Regions from separate parts of the Homo sapiens genome. Here region 1 is linked to region 2. The links are chromatin contacts, found by Hi-C or POLR2A ChIA-PET in ENCODE. All regions are on one chromosome and are shown on one strand. Each heading gives the region's core, a stretch centred on a gene start or an enhancer-like site at or near the end of the contact. The rest is flanking DNA. Distances are from core to core; before and after follow the strand shown. Region 1 holds the start of NEDD1 (NEDD1 gamma-tubulin ring complex targeting factor). Region 2 overlaps CFAP54 (cilia and flagella associated protein 54).

What was found. A loop is a pair of places that touch in the nucleus more often than their neighbours do. ChIA-PET counts read pairs that join two places held with the same protein, here RNA polymerase II (POLR2A). Pooled maps may share reads with other maps.
Region 1: a map of endothelial cell of umbilical vein shows a loop between it and region 2 (5-fold over the local background). The contact joins the promoter of NEDD1 here to the enhancer-like site in region 2. A Hi-C loop is called at or near these places in 3 of 168 maps with a recorded cell type or tissue (Calu3, PC-3 and endothelial cell of umbilical vein), 1 of 37 single-sample maps with no recorded cell type and 9 of 50 pooled maps. POLR2A ChIA-PET finds 5 or more read pairs at or near these places in 2 of 52 experiments (MCF 10A and PC-3).

The regions. Positions count from the first base shown.
Region 1 is chr12:96,904,891-96,910,355 of GRCh38, reverse strand. It overlaps NEDD1 (NEDD1 gamma-tubulin ring complex targeting factor), which reads right to left and starts at 3,099. Exons shown (of 16, transcript NM_152905.4): 1 at 3,056-3,099; 2 at 2,500-2,752; 3 at 461-604. The coding sequence starts at 596. RefSeq lists enhancers at 2,277-2,416, 2,457-2,546 and a silencer at 2,787-3,066.
Region 2 is chr12:96,806,408-96,811,557 of GRCh38, reverse strand. The region is part of intron 63 of CFAP54 (cilia and flagella associated protein 54); the gene reads right to left. Among named protein-coding and RNA genes, the nearest start is that of NEDD1, 98 kb to the left of the region's middle. Within about 2 kb of position 1,382, at least 3 of the 41 ENCODE cell types and tissues checked have a DNase peak (open chromatin) inside an H3K27ac peak, as active enhancers do; they include PC-3 and endothelial cell of umbilical vein, where a contact is called at or near this core.

The DNA of each region.
Region 1 (5,465 bases), core at 1,850-4,349, 97 kb before region 2:
GGGCAATTTTTTATCTCCTCCCCAACTTGCTTCTGCCTTCAAGTTCTGTCTTTAATTTTCAGTTCAGATCCACAAATACCCAAATGTAGATGCAAAAACTCATTCCAAAACCTTTTGGAATTATTTCCACAACTACCAACCTTATTCCATTTGGTTCAATAAGAAATTTTTGATAACTAATTCTATGGTGTAGACAGAATATACTTTTTTTAATAGCAGTGTTTTCAAATGAAGTGGGTTGTAACTAAATTTTTTTTAAATGAACGCAACAGATAAAATCAGAGTGCATTCATATGATATATTGTTTTGTAAATTACTATTTTACGTTATCTATCCTTGGTAGCAATGCAAAACACATTACTCAGTATGAGGCACATGCAAAAGTTTCATTGACAGTGGTTGTTTAACCTAATAAGCGGTTTGTGTGTGTGTGTGTGTGTTTTTTTTTTTTAAAGGATACTATTGCTGCTCCAACATATTGAGCTGATTCCATGTGGTGATGTGTGTGGGTTGAATTTATCCACCAATGTCATAGATGAAGCATCCCATATTTTAATATCATCTCCTGATGAAGCAAATCTGAGGTTTTCCTGCATGACTGCGCCTACAAATAGTTTAAAACAATGTATTTTAAAAACATTTAAGAATAGACATACTCAAAAAAAGGTCAAAATCTAATCTAAAACAAGTGGCTCTAACTCATTCATTTTTGTTCCAAACAGTGCAGTCACCAAAGCAGTTGAAGTGATTTTCCTAAAACATAAGCCAGGTCGCATTCTCTTAGCTGACCCTTCCAATGGCTCCTCACAGTAATGATAATGAAATCCAGCCTCCTTAGCCTGCCTTACATGTCCTGGCCCCCATGTAACTCTCCTCTTTCTTTTCACTGGCCTTCTCTCTGCCTCATGCAAAGGCAAAGTCATTCTCACCTCAGTGTCTTTTCATTTGCTGCTCCCTGTGCCTAAGATGTTCTCCCCAGATTCCCATGGTCATCTCCTTCTCATCATTCAGGTCTTAGCTCAAATGTTTCCTCCTATGAAAGGCCTTTCCTGACCACCCTGGCTAACGCAGTCCCTTCCTTACCTGGTAAGGGACTTAGCAGTTTACCCTATATCCCAATACCTGATTTCATTTTTTTCATAGCACTTCCTAATATCTGAATTTTTTTTTTTTTTTTTTGAGACGGAGTTTCACTCTTGTTGTCCAGGCTGGAGTGCAATGGTGTGATCTCGGCTCACCACAACCTCCGCCTTCCAGGTTCAAGTGATTCTCCTGCCTCAGCCTCCCGAGTAGCTGGGATTACCGGCATGCACCACCACACCCGGCTAATTTTGTATTTTTAGTAGAGACGGGGTTTCTCCATGTTGGTCAGGCTGGTCTCGAACTCCTGACCTCAGGTGATCTGCCCGCCTCAGCCTCCCAAAGTGTTGGGACCACAGGCGTGAGCCACCGTGCCCAGCCACTATCTGAAATTTTTATTTGTTCTTATAATGTCTGTCTCCCCACACCAGAGTCTTGAAACATTCCTGGCACACAGCAGTTTCACAACAAATAACTACTAATAAGTAACTTCCTAATTTTTAAAAAAAGTATGATAAACTAGCATTTCTGCAGGTCAGAATCCAGTCACACCAGTTTTTCCAAAACTCTAAAATTAGCAATATGGTCAAATGAGACGCCACTAAGTCCCTATACCAATACTTGGACTACGATGCCTTCAATCATTTATTCAGAGCATACAGCTGAAACACGTAATTCTAACAAGGTGATTTCACAAACCAAGGAAGTCTAGAAAACAGAAGGCAAAGAAGCTGCTCTAGACAGGCACTTTAAAGAGCAACAGGTAGTAATGAACGATAAGTGAGAAAAAAAGATGCTCAAAAGTACATGGGAGAAAAGGAAAGGGAGAGGGCACAGAATTATACCTCCCACACCTTCCTAGTATGGAAAGTGCAAGACTACTGCACAGCATTAGTGATGTCACAGGCAGGTCCCCGAGTCACCAATACAACAGCACACCTACGTCTAGTATAAGCCATTTCAGAGGACAAGTTAAAGACAGAATTATAGAAACGTTTCATTCTCGAGACAAAAAGTTAATGTAATTCACTCATGTGCTTCCTTATGCTCCATTCATCCGATACAGTGCTACTAAAAGCCATTAAAGTCACCTGCAGAGATGTAACACAATGTTTGGATTTGGAGCCTTAAACATGTGTAACACGTGCCCCCTTGGTTCCCAAGTCAAGGAACAACTAATGAATTGCTGGAAAAGCGAGCTCTAAGCCCTGTAAACCACAACTGCAAGCTGTGTCTAACTGCATCGTAACCAGGCCTGGTGAGCTGCGGGGTGTAGTGGGTAGATCACTGAGGCCTGGGCTCAGAAAAACTGGGTTCAAACGACCTGCTCCAACTTAGGAAACACAACTCGCCGGGTGATTTAATGTTTGTTTTCGGCTCTTAAAGCGGGGCGGGGAAGAGGACCATCTGCCCACCTACCTCGGTCTTCTAAGAACTGAGCATTAAGGGAGAGACTTTACATGAGTCCCTCAAAGACGGTCCCGTCGAAAGCTAGCAGTCAGGACACAAGGCGGTAACGTCGGCCTGGGTTTAGGGACAGCGGCTACAGGAACCAATTCAACTACACCACTCAGCTGAAATGAAAGTTCTCCAACTTTCAATCACCAAAAATACACTTTACTTGCAGGACAACAGCTCAAGTGAGGCTAACCTGTAAAATGCATCCAAGTACCTGCCAAAAGAAAAGTACTTGAGGTTGACAAAAAAGGAGACAGACTTGTGGAGACGAGGCAAACTTTTCGGAGGCAGCACACCCCACAAGGCTCCGGGAGGTGCGCGACCCCGGCCCGCGCCTCCCCGGACACTTCCCAGCCCAGCGCGCCGCCGCGCCCCCGCCCAGCAACCGCTCCGGGCGCGCAAAGCCCAAGGACCGCCGCCCCGCCCTCTGAGGGGGACGGAGCGGGTCTTAGGATCGGGAGGGTGCGCGGACGCGGCGGGCGGGGGCCCGCTGACCTCAGGGCCTCCGGAACCTCACCTCTCCGCAGCAACACAACAGGGGGCCGCGGCCGGCTCCGCGCTGGGCTTCCGGCTCCCGCCTGGACTGTTAAACTTCGGCGGCCGGAAGTCCCGCCCCGAGTGACGTCACGGGGCGAGGCGCTGCGTGCGGCTGTGGCTTCTGGCCGGACAGAAGTCGGGGTACAGAGGGTCTGGTCAGGGCGGCGCTGGGCAGCCGCGGGGGAAGTTATCCCAGTGTCAGGGCGGGAACTGCGGGCCGGGGCGGCCCTCTCCACGCCCCAGCGACGGAGCTCCGGCCACTGCCAACTGCTTGTCATTCACTTGCTGTTTACTGTGTGCCAGGCACTGTGCTAGACTCTTGAGTGTACAGTGATGGTTTAGCCTGGGGATACAGGGGTACAGTGAATTCTCGTGGTCCTTGGCCTTGTGGAGCTTACAATGCACTATAGGAAGCTGACGTTATTAGATGCTTAAATGGAAAGTGAAACTATGATAATGAAAGGTATAAGATGCACGAAGACCCATAATAAGGGAAACTATTGTGGATGTGGATTTAGGAAAGGATTCCTACATGCGATTTACAAGCCAGGAAACGCGCTCAGGCTGAGAAATAACCCAAAGAGTAGGCGTCTGCACTAACCTACTTCAAAACCCATGATCTTTCTTTCGCATCATGCTGCGAGGTCCGGAACATCAAACATCATCTGTTTGGGAATTCTTTTGAAGGGGATACTTCAAGGTGGAAAAGGAAGTTGCTGAGCCGAGTTTTCAAGTGCCCCTTCCAAAGGTCCTTTTATAGCTCTACTGACAATTTTTGCTAAGAATATTTATCATAAATATAGAGCATTTCTTCTGCAAAAAGTGTTATTCTTTCATCACAACTACATGGGGTGTGTTTCTGAACTAGGTACATCAGCCCCAGTTATCTGCATTCATATTGCAGATAATTGGAAAATTCTAATAAGTGCATTTTTTCAGAGCAGAAATTGAAATCGTAGCCAAGTTACTGAGGTTCATGGGGGAGTGGCAAAAGGAGAAAGATAGCAAGCAGCAACTACCTTAATTGTACAGTCTGCAGTTCTTGAGGCTATGAAATCCAATTTGGGCAGGGAGGAGGCCCAGAAAGTTGGGAACTAAGAAAGTACGGTAAGGGAGTGGGGGCAGGGAGAATGGGAGCAAATGGAGAAAAGAAAACTTCAAACAAAAAGGGCAATTAATTAAATCTCTGAAAATTGAAGCCAGCAGGAAAATTGAGACTAGACTATATGAAAATATATATAATAATACATGTAATATAATATATACATATTATATGATATAATACTAGTTATACATATAAAAATAGATATTTATTGAACACTTTACTAAGCACTGTATTTGTGTATATAGACGTAATGTGTATGTATGCAATATATATATAATTTCATCTTTCTAAAAACACATGAAGTATGTGCTATTATTTGTCCCCATTTTACATATGAGGAAATAGAGGTTAAGTAACTTGTCCAAGGTTACAAGTTTAATAAATGGTAGATTCAGAAGTTAAACCTGGGACCATGAGACTGCAAAGACTGTCCCAGACCTTTATGCTATACAGTCAAGAGCCATAACACAGCGTATAGGGCCAAATGGAAACCTCCATTCCTCTGTCCTCACTGATGCTGCGGCCTCATCAAATCTTACTGGCCCTGAAACAGTCCTGTCATTTTTGTCCGTGCCTCTGTGCCTATGTATACACTGTTTCCTCAGTTCTGTATAATAGTTTAACGAACAATAGATGCCAAATGTTAGAAGCCTTGCTAATATATGAATTATATAAACATATACAGATTTCCAAAAGTAGCCATCACAACAAAGAATATTTCTAGAGACAAAGAGAAATATTTCATAATGATAAAATGGTAAATAACCACAAGCCATTATCAATTTTAAGTGTATAGGTGAACGTAAGAGAATTTTGAAATATATGAAGAATAAGTATCAAAGCTAAAGGAGGAAAAAAGCATACCCATAGTCATTGTTGGAGACTGACAGAATTTTCTCAGTAATTCATAGAACATCCAGATAAGAAAAACAAATCAGAAAAGATGTGGAAGATCTGTACACTTATCAACTATTTTAACTGACATTTATAGAACACTATAGCCAACTACTGCAGGATAAACATTCTTTTCAAATACACATGAAAATGGAGCATATATTGGGCTATAAAACAAGTCAATTGATTTTTAACAGAATAAATCTTACAGACAATACTCTCTGATCACAACAGTATTAAATATAAATAAAAAACAATAACACATCTAGAAAAGCCCCAAACGTGAAATAAAACAACCTTACTTCTAATAACCCATAGGTGAAGGAAAAAATCAAATCACAAATATTAATAATAACAGAAAATATTTGAACCGAGTGATAAGTAAAATACA
Region 2 (5,150 bases), core at 133-2,632:
GGTTGTAGGATGAAAATAAATACTATTTGGTAACAATATGATATTATTTTTGAAGAGTGACATTTTGTATTGCAATTAAGTTTATATTTCAGCTTTTGAAGGCCCTCTACAGTAAGTATTAAGCATACACCTGGTAAATAGCCAACTTTGTTCCTTGTTACTTCTCAATGTGTACCGTTCCCATAAGTGGGCATAGTCATTTCTATGAGTTCACTTATGCTGTTGCCTTCCTCTTCTCTCCATTTATCCAATCCACACACAGCTTTCTAGCCACCACAGCTAAGATGAAACGTCCCTTGATGATTCATGCTCTAGTAATTTCCCTGTTGTTTGGATTCTGACAATTCTTAGAGTCAGTTGCATAAGTTATAGCACCTACTTAGTTATGGATTTGTAGCGTTTGAGAGTCACAGAAGCTTAGAGATAATCTGGTCTAATTCCTTCATTTCAGATATAAGAAAGCTATTGTCCAGAGCTGCCAATCAAAACCGAGTAATTAGGCATATTGAGGCTCAGAGAACAGAGCCCCAAAGTAACAAAGGACGTTAGAAGGCCTTAGAAACTACCTCAGAACCAAGACCTTTTAACCCAGCACAGGTAGGGGCTCTCTCAGGAGGTTCCCGTATCTGCCTGAGAAAACTTCTTCCAAAAGACGTACAATAGTCTTGAAGCTCCCTTTCTAGGAATCTCATTAAATAACCAAGAAAGATTAAGCACCAGAGAGGAGAAAAGACTAAAAGTCATCACCAGGCCCACACAGAGTTTTTGTCTATTCTTCTGAGGGCAGCTTGGAGAGATTGCCTGGGAGACTTTATCTGCATAATCGGACAACCTTTGTTTGCAGTGTTGTGCTACCGCTCTTCTTCCCATAACTTCCCACAAGCTATTGTCTGTTCTTGGTCCCATTCAAACAGATCATTCAAAAACTATGGTCTACCCTTTGGGTCCATTCAGTTCCGGTATGAGTAATTGGGTAATCATTCTCTTGTTATTTTCCTGTGCTTATACACATTACTAAATTTGTATGCTTTTTCTCCTGTTAAGCTATCTATTGTCAGTATTATTTTGGTAGACTTTATTAGACCCAAATCTTTAGAAGAGGAGGAAAAAACTCTCTTCACCCCTAAAAGCACATGCCTTTACCTCTGCTTCCTCACAAAGTAAACTAAGATAAGAGTAAAGGTATTTTTAAAAGGCGTAAGTACACAAGGACAGAAAGAACACAAGAGGAGATGAAGCAGACAAAAGATGTTAGCAACACTATGAAGGACAGAAAGCACCTGGAAGAACAAAGCTGACTCAGCAGAAAGGAAAGGCTGTGTCCTAAGTGTTTTCAGAGGGGTTGCCAACAACAAGCATGACTGAGAACACCGAGAAGCTCAGGAACTGGAGGCTCAGGTACCTTTAAAGGCAGGAGTAGGTGGCACTGCAAACAGGGAGTAACATTAGACAACCTCCCTTTCATCTGGGTGGGTACAACCTGGAGACTCCTCCTTTCCCTTGCCTCCTCTCTCCCGGCTGAACTTCTTCTATTTTGCTCTCTGCTTATGTTAAATCAGAGAGGATCTATGCTAAGGGACGTTAGGTACAACGCTCAGGTGCTTTACTAAAAACATTGGAATTAAGTGAAAGTCTGTATTCTGAATGAGAGACATCCTGCTACCCCACAACAGCCCCTTCTCAGAATGTAGTAAATTAGGCAGGAGTCTAACAGAATTGTCTTTGGGGAAACTGATATGTCAAAGAGAAAAGACCTACAGGTGCTGAAATTTCATCATCCTCCAGTGAAACTACTGCCTCCTTCTGCAGTTATCCTGTAATGAGGCCCACAAGTCAATATCTAACTAAATATGCTTTTTAGTGTTTCACTTCAAACATAAGTAGACAGTCAAGAGTCACTAGACAGGAAATGAAAGGCAAAAACTAAAACTAACAGAAGGGAAATTGCAGAATAAGATATAAGACAAAGATCAGGAGAAAACTCCAATGAAACCATAATTAATATCCTCAGATAGAAGAAAGACAACATTGTATCTGTGAAACAAGAACAGGATACTAACAAAATGGGACAATCAGAGAACAAGGAAGACTACTTAAAAATAAAAATATGATCAAAACAACTAAATAATCAAGAAAAGATTGAAAATATAAAGTTGAATCCATCTCCCCAAAAGTGAAACCTAAATTTAAAAACGTAGATAATAGGGAAAAAAATGAGAAAAGTAAACACTTAATCCAATTGGTTCAATAACTGAATAATAGAAATTCCAAAAGGTACTAAGATAATCAGAGGGAGGAAATTATTAAATAAAAAAAGGCCATGAACTGAAGAATATTACTTTCCATTTTGAAAGGGCCACCCTAAATATCCAGCACAACAGATGAAAGACTCACACCAATGCGCATCATGGAATTTCAGTACATACGGGACAGAGGGAAGACTGAGAGCTAGCAGAGTCACAAATAAAGAACTAGGAATCAGAATGGGATCAGACTTCTCAACAGCAATGCAAGATTGCAAGTGGAATAATGCCCCTCACATTTTCAGGGAAAATAACTGTCAGCCTAGAATTTTATGCCAAGAAAACAATGAATTAAGCATTAAAATAAAGATCTTTTGTTAGACATTCAAGGTCTTTTTACCTCCTGGGTAATCTCAGTTAGTTTGCTGCAACCCTGTTAGCATATAAGGGGAATGTAGTCATGGTATTGGCCCTTGGACAAACCTGAATAAAATGTGTTAACCAGTAATTGACGCAGTCCTGTTCTAGGGTCTGAAACACACCAGGGAGCAGCCTATAACATCTGGTCTGCATTTTTTATAGAAAATGTGCATACTAATGATTGGCAGCTGGATCTATTATCTTCACTTCTATTATTAAGTCTGGGCTCACACGTGTTTTTGACTACATAAACAGAGATATAAAAGGCTCCTCCTCAGATAAGAGAGCAGCTTGAGACCACGATATGCCATATTTTGGTGGTTTATAATCCATAAATGAACTGTGTCCTATGTGACTGAGACTCTGAAAGCTGCCCCTGGATATCTTGAGTGTCTCAAATGATCACCTGTGCTTTCTTTAGCCTTCCATGCCTTATCCTTTCTTTGTGAAGTCTCGTGAGTACTCTGAAAAATTAGAACCTCTAATACACCCTTTTTCAGGAAGCTGGAAGATGTGTTCATCTGACACAAGAGAGTAACTCAAGACAGAAACAGGAGACCCAGGGAACCCAACTTAGAGAGAGGGGAAGGAATTTGCAATAGAGTGACGAATGGGACTCTTAAGATGATAGTTGAGCCATAAGAGCAATCAGTGCAGAGCATGTCTCTGAAGAAGAAAAACAATGGAACTGAAAGATATGCTGATGAGTTTGACCAAATGGAGAAGACTGTATAGTTCTTTGAAAGTTTGGGAAGAATTAGAGATTATTCCCAAACTTTCAAAAAGGCAAAAGACTGACTCTAAGTTAAAGATAAGGCAACTTTTTTCTTCAGGAAAGAAGAAGGCAGAAATAAAGGAAGCAGTAACCTATTTGGCTTAGCCATGAATGATACTTACATAGTCATAATGCAAACACAGACTATGGGCAAGTCAACATTCATGCCTCTGGCTTCTTCACTTGTGAAATGGAGATGTGTAATCCCTATTCCATGAATCGGTGGTGTGAGGACTCAATGAGTCCATGTGAAGTGCTTAGAGCAATAATAATTCTCTAAGGCATTATTTTAGCTCATGATCACTCCTGGCTCCTTACCCTTCTTTGGTGCTTCATTCTTCATATTCTCTTAGACCTACTGCTAATCCCAAGATGACTTCCCATTCGATCTCCCAGCCAGTATTTGCCTAATCCACTAATACTTAGTTCTATTCCCAGCTTGTTTTCAGTCTTCAAGGGGCCAGTTTCACCCTATATCACCTTTATACTTCAGGGTGGATTCAGGAGGAGAAATACACTCATGATGGAACTTTCAATGCTCCCTTACTCACTTCTGCAAAGACTAGTTTTTCAATGGCAAAGAAGTGATATGGTTTTGAAAAACACTGAGGACTATTGAATTTAAAATGTATCTTATGTTTAGAATCCCTTATAGCCCAGGAATAAGTGAAAGACGAGCTCTCTTGTACTAGGTGGAGTTGATTGCCTGACTTCCTCATCTTTGTATCTTAATCACCTAAGAAAATACCTGGCATATGGTATGTACTCAATAAATGTTTTATTAATTAGTAAGCAGCTAAATTATATGTGTTTGTAAAGAAATCAATAGTAGGGATGAGAAAAGTTTGGTTCTCATTCCTGTTTATGTCACTAATGAGTTGCAGCATTGGTCAAGTCACTTTACCCACATGGGACCTTACTTCCTCATCTATAATATGTGAGCATTGAATAGATGTTCTCTTAGTTTCTTTTCAGTTCTGAACTTTGCCTTGGGTGGTACCAAGAGAAGTCAGAGAAGGTTTCCAATGGAACCTACTATATGATGCAGCAGTGGAGAATCATCATTAGAACTGTAAGCTGCATTAGTAGCAACGGCACAGACCAGTGCTTCACAAACTTGAATGTGCATAATACTTGGGAGTTACTATTAAAATGCATATTCTGACTCAGTGGGTCTGAATTGAGAGTCTACATTTCTAATGAACTTCCAGGGGATGCTAGTGCTGCTGGTTCTCAGCCACACTTTGAGTCGCAACAGCCATTTCAAATGTCAGTCCCTATCTCCCTTAAACAGCTTTTGCCTTCCCAAGCTCCCTGAAGCTGGATGTTATTTTGGGCCCCATCTGAAGGATCAGGCTCCAGCTAATTGCATGGTCAACCTGGCCCAAAATCCAGAGCACCTCAAAGGGAATCCCTGGGCCTCTGCATGGTCCCTGAGTTACAGCACTTCCAACATCTAAGTTGATCATTGGGCTTCTGCTTTTATTATGACTTAGTAGTTTTCCCAGGAACCCTAAGTCTTCCTTCAGTATCCTGCTAGGACTGAGCTTGTCTTAAAATGCACAGCTTGTTTGTTTGGGAACCTGAAACAGAGTATAGCTTTTATTAGGGGTATAAAGTCTTCCAGAAAAGAGTACTAGGTCCACATCTCTTATTTGTAGACTGGCCGGATTCCTGCACTAAATAAACATACCTCCAAATACCGTTTCAGT